2 separate regions of the Homo sapiens genome follow, and region 2 is linked to region 1. A link is an interaction called in ENCODE POLR2A ChIA-PET data of the cell type or tissue named here. Cell type or tissue: Caco-2. All regions are shown on one strand. Each heading gives the region's core, and the rest is flanking DNA. Links, peaks and the distances in the headings are about the cores only. Region 1 overlaps PREX1 (phosphatidylinositol-3,4,5-trisphosphate dependent Rac exchange factor 1). Region 2 overlaps CSE1L (chromosome segregation 1 like).

Region 1 (2,914 bases), core at 323-2,822:
TGCTTACTTGTCATAACAACCCCGTAAGTACCATTAACATGAACCCTATGTTTCAATGAGAAACTGAGGCACAGGGACGGATAGTGACTTGCCCAAGGTTACACACTCGTAAATGACAGAGAAATTCAAATCCAGACTGCTTATGGCTGCAACGGCTGACTCTCATCCAGGGGTCAGCACATTTTTGCTGTAAAGGGCCAGATGGTAAATATTTTAGGCTCTGCTGGCTACATCCACTCTCTGCTACATATTCTTCTGGGGTTTTGCTTGTTCGTTTAACAAAGCTTTTAAAAAAAAGAGTAAACATCATTCTTAGCTCATAGGCTGTATAAAAACAGGCCATGGGCTATATTTGGCCCAGAGGCCACAGTTTTGCCCACCCTGTCTCTAACCACTACAGTACACTGTCTCTTAATGCTGGTAGCTAATCCAAGTTCGAAAGACACATCACACAGATCACACAAAGCACATCTGCAGGCCCGATTTGGTCCACAGGCTACCAGTTTATAAGTTTCACCTGAAGCTTCTTCCACAACCAGGTGAAGACCTGAGCTACAGCATTTCTAAGACCTATCTAGGGATCGAAGCCATGGCAACAACAAGTGCTGAAGTTCCTTTCGAGATTGCTGGGAGAGATCAACAGCAGGAGCAGACCAGAGGAGGCATGGGAGAGCTGCGTCCCACCCCCACGGCTGCGCACAGCAAAGTCCTGTGTTCGTGGGCAGAGCTGATGGCCCCAGGGTCTGGCCCAGTTCAGAGGCTCCAGCATCACCCACCTTCTCCAGCAGAAAACCAAGATGAAGAATGCCCTGGTACCCTTCCCCTCCCCTTTTGCTTCCAGTTCATGGAGCAAAAATACACAAACCCCTGTGAGCAGGTGCGTGAATGAGGCCCCACCAGCCAAATTAATCCCCCCACAGGGAACCTAAAACACAGCTGCCTTCAGGACAGAGCCAGGACAGGCTCCGGCCAATAGCCATTTTGTTCAGCCATTTCCAAGGGCTGAAACCCTGGGCTGAGAGCAGTGGAAGGCGGAAGAGCCGTCCCCTGGGCTCAGGATCTGTCCAGCAGCCAGGCTGAAGCCTAGAATCAAGACTTCTCCATCCCCACAGAAGCAGCAAACCTTCCCTGCTTTGCCCAGCCAAGACAAAGCCAGGGCTGGCGGCAGGGAAGGAAACAGCAGGTGTATGGAAGGCTGCATTTGCCCAGCCAACACCTATGCCTGCCCTCACCCTGCCTTCCACAAACAGCTCAGACTTTGGTCACGTGGGGTTCATCTGTCCTCACTCATGGCCTGTGGGACCTAGTGATTGGTTCAAGGTTGGAGCACATGACCCAAGTCTGAGCCAATTAGAATTCCCTTGCTCAAAATGATTGGTTCAGGAGTGCAGCACCTGACCCAGGTCTCAGCCAATCAGAACACAACACTGCCCTGCTCACTGTCATTGGATCAGAGTGGAGTGAGACCATGTCTCAGCTAATCAGAGCACAGCAATAGTGATTGGTTCAGGGGTAAAGCACGGGTCTAAGCTGACTGGAGGATGATAAATGGTACATGCAAAGGCTTCATGTAATTTGTCCAGGTCAAAGCGCATGACTCAGGCCCAAACCATTTGGCATATGACCTTCCCCTGGCTGCAGATAGCCAAAGACAGAATGAATCTCAGGACTTTCCTCAGCTCTTAGTAGAGAGGTTCACTCTTTCCCACTGACCTTAAACTTGAGAGGATGTGAGGCCAGGAGAACCACAGCCACCTGCTGCCACACTGAAAATAAGCCTGAATGGTGGAAAGCAGGGTGAACGAGAGAGAAAGAGGCAGGGTCCTGGTTTAAATCCAGCCCGGCCCAAAGCTGACACTGCTGCTAGACTTCTCAGATACTTGAACTAACAAATTTTATGTTATGCTGAAGCCAAAGAGTTTTCTGTCACTTCAAATACGGGAAAGTCTCACCTTAAGGAGGAGCGGGTACTTGCAGATCCTCTGGATCGGAGACAACAGGTAGCCTTCCAAAGGGATGTCCGTGGTCTTCCGGCCTCCCAGAAGCATGCAGCTCTGCAAAGGGACAGGAGACCTTCATGAAACCCACCAAGGATAGCACAGGGACATAGCCACCCTCAACCATGAGAAACGCTCTCAGAGCACAGCTACAATCACTTGGCAAGCGATTTAGCGACCCGTAGAAGTGAAAACGTGCATCATCTACAACCAACACAAACCCTACTGGGCCAAATCTTGCCTACTCCCCATTTTGGTAAGTTTTATTAGAAACACAGCCACATCCATCACATTGGCTGTGGCCCCCTACAAGCTACAACGGCAGAGCTGAGTTGTTGGGGAAAAAAAGGCCATATAGTGGCAAAACTTAAAATATTGACTATCTGGCCTTTTACAGAAAAATTCACCCATTCCTGGTCTAGAGAAGCTTTCACATATACACACCAGGAGACTCAAAAATGCCTTGCTTACAACAGTAAAAAATGGGACGCGACCTAAATATCCATCACCTGAGAATGGAAACATCTGTATTTTTGTTTCAGTCTGTTTGCAGCAGATTTATACAATGGTAGCTAGCTATGCAGCAGTTAAAATGAGATAACCAGGGCCACACGTAGCAACACGGGCGAACCCCAAAAATGTACTCTTGTGCAAAAGAAAGAAGGATATGTACAGTATGAAGCCACTTACAGAGATCTTTTAAAGACATGGCACATAAAACTATGCGCTGTTTATGGAGAGCATGTATGAGGTCAAATATAAAGACATGCGTGTTAAAGGAATGCACCCAATTCCAGTGGGGGTTCCCTCTGTGGAGGGAGAGTTTTGGGTTGGAAAGTGAACCAAGAACCTTCAACTGTTACTGAAAATGTCCTAGTTCTTTAGCTGGGAGGAGTGTACGTGATTCTGTCATATGC
Region 2 (2,914 bases), core at 222-2,721, 330 kb after region 1:
TAAGATTAGAAAAGTATGAAGAGAATAAAACTCTCCTTATATCTATCACCGAGATGTTATCACTGTTCTACATTTTGGAGTGTGTTTTTTGTTTTCTTCTATATGTGAAGTTTTTTTTCATAATTTGAATTATGATATCCTTGAACTTTTTCCACTGACCTTTTTTACATTTTACAAAAATTGTGTGTTTAGTTTTTTTCTTCTTTTTCATAGAAGCCTCTGGTTAATTTGGTGCATGATTTCCCTGAAAGGGCTCCACTTTCCCATCTACATGTGGCTATATATCTAAAAGCTGCCTAATGGAATCTAAGCATAAGTGGAGTTTTCTAAAATCGCTTTTTTTTTTTTTGGAGACAAAGTCTCGCTCTTTCTGAGGCTGGAGTGCAGTGGCACAATCTTGGTTCACTGCAGCTTCTGCCTCCAGGTTCAAGCGATTCTCCTGCCTCAGCCACCCAAGTAACTGGGATTACAGGTGCATGCCACCATGCCCGGCTGATTTTGTATTTTTAGTAGAGACGGGATTCACCATGCTGGCCAGGCTGGTCTCAAACTCCTGACCTCAGGTGATCCACCCCCCTCAGCCTCCCAAAGTGCTGGGATTACAGGCGTGAGCAACCGCGCCCAGCCTAAAATAGCTTTATTGAAGTACAATTTACATACTATAAGATTTATCCATTTTAAGTGAACTGTTTGGGAAATGTTAGTAAATTTATGTAGATTATGCATGTGTCACCACAGTCCAATTTTAGAACACTCTGTCACCCCCAAAAAGTTCCCTCAGTTTGCACCTAATTTTATCGTCTCACCAACAAGTTGGAGACCATAAAGCTCAATTGATAAGATTCCCAGGATTTGTGATCTGTTGGTAATCATGCACATCTGACACTTGTACTCTGTGTATGTGCTGTTTCTGTGTGTTTTTTCATTTTCCTTTTAATTGAGTGGGTTCAGACTCCTTTTTTTCCCATTTTTAATGGACAAAATTGTATATATTTGTGGTATGCATGTTTTGAAATATGTATACATTGTATAATGGCTAAATCAAGCTAATTAACATATTACTTCACATGCTGTGTGTGTGTGTGTGTGTGTGTGTGTGTGTGTGTGTGTGGTGAAAGCACTTAAAATATACCCAGTAATTTTCAAGTGTACAATACATTATTATAGTCACCTTGTTGTACAATAAATCTCTTGAACTGTGTATTTCTTAGCCTATGTTGTTAGTAGTTAAATCGACGTAGGCCATTTAGTTAGCTTAAAATTTGTGGGCTGGGCACGGTGGCTCACGCCTGTAATCCTAGCACACTGGGAGGCCAAGGCAGGAGGATCACTTGAGTCCAGGAGTTTGAGACCAGCTTGGGCAACATTGTGAGACCCTGTCTCTACAAAATTTTTTTTTTAATTTGTCATCTGTTAGATGTGAAGTTTTTTGGTCAGTTATAAGCATATTATGTGATTTAGTTTTGTTTAAGCTTTAAATATGAAAACTTCTAGAATCATAATCTTAGCTGTCATCTTCTGAACTCTAGAATTTATCTCCCTAGATGCAAATTCTTAGCACTTTGTAGTATTTGCGATTACATGTTGTACATGAAGGAATTTCTTGTTTCTTTAATCTCAGAACTTTATGTGGGATATTTATTTGCTGTTTAAAATTTTAATTTCTCGTTGTGGGGCCTTTTTTTTTTTTTTTTTTAAGACAGGTCTTGCTCCATCACCCAAGTTGGAGTGCAGTGGCACCATCTCAGCTCACTGCAACCTCTGCCCCCAGGCTCAAGACATCTTCCCACCTCAGCCTTCCGAGTAGCTGGGACTGAAGGCACCCACTACCATGCCTGGCTAATTTTTTGGGTTGGTTGGTTGGTTTGTTTTGAGACGGAGTTTTGCTCTTATCGCCCAGGCTGCAGTGCTATGGTGCGATCTCAGCTCACTGAAACCTTTGCCTCCCGGGTTCAAGCGATTCTCCTGCCTCAGCCTCCCAAGTAGCTGAGATTACAGGCTCCTGCCACCATGTCCAGCTAATTTTTGTATTTTTAGTAGAGACGGGATTTTACCATGTTGACCAGGCTGGTCTCAAATTCTTGACCTCAGGTGATCCGCCTGCCTCAGCCTCCCAAAGTGCTGGGATTACAGGCATGAGCCACCATGCCCGGCTTCAATTTTTTTGTAGTTTTGGTAGAGATGGGGTCTCACCCTGTTGACAGGCTGGTCTCTTAACTCCTGAGCTCAAGCAGTCCACCCACCTCAGCCTCCCAAAGTGTCGGGATTTACAGGCCTGAGCCACTGCCCGGGCTCCTTATGGGGCTTCTTTAATAAGTTCCTCCAGTGATTTTTTTTTTCTTAACCTTTATTAGCCCTTTCCCATAGCATTAAATCATATAAACTTCTTGGTGACTTCGAGCAGTCCTTCAGCTTTTTTTTCTATGACTATCTTTTTGAAATTTTGGGATTTTTTTTCATCTCCCTTATCACAAAATTGTCTCACTATTGTTTTTGGGGGAAAAGGCACATCTCATTTGCTGGACTCTTGTCTCAGAGTCAGGTTTACTGCCCATATAAAAAACAACAGATGGATGACTTTCAGAGAGAATAACCCATAATATAAACGGATTTCTTTAAATGTAAATCACTTTTTCCGTAAGTGACCAGTTATCCAAACCTTATTTTATATTTTAGATCCTATAGCAATGGAACTCAGCGATGCAAATCTGCAAACACTAACAGAATATTTAAAGAAAACACTTGATCCTGATCCTGCCATCCGACGTCCAGGTAAAGAAAATAAACGTTTTTTGGTTGATTAATTCCTTCAGGACAGGTGAGAGAAACCTATGTATTATCTGCCTCCTTATAAATATATTTTAAAAAATTCATACTTGGGTTCTCAAGCGTAGTTTATAAGTGTTACAGCTGC

What was found. ChIA-PET counts read pairs that join two places held together with the same protein. Peaks named below come from ENCODE experiments on the same cell type or tissue, not always from the same donor. Only the 100,000 strongest peaks of a DNase experiment are listed, where the experiment ranks them.
Region 2: POLR2A ChIA-PET joins it to region 1 with 10 read pairs; 3 of 35 experiments call an interaction of 5 or more read pairs at or near these places.

What each region holds. Positions count from the first base shown.
Region 1 is chr20:48,724,338-48,727,251 of GRCh38, forward strand. PREX1 (phosphatidylinositol-3,4,5-trisphosphate dependent Rac exchange factor 1) reads right to left here. Exons shown (of 40, transcript NM_020820.4): 5 at 1,953-2,054. Among named protein-coding and RNA genes, the nearest start is that of PREX1, 100 kb to the right of the region's middle. In Caco-2, for the core only: no CTCF peak of the experiment used is centred there; a DNase peak (open chromatin) is centred at 1,464.
Region 2 is chr20:49,055,777-49,058,690 of GRCh38, forward strand. CSE1L (chromosome segregation 1 like) reads left to right here. Exons shown (of 25, transcript NM_001316.4): 2 at 2,677-2,772. The coding sequence starts at 2,688. Among named protein-coding and RNA genes, the nearest start is that of CSE1L, 11 kb to the left of the region's middle. In Caco-2, for the core only: no CTCF peak of the experiment used is centred there; no DNase peak of the experiment used is centred there.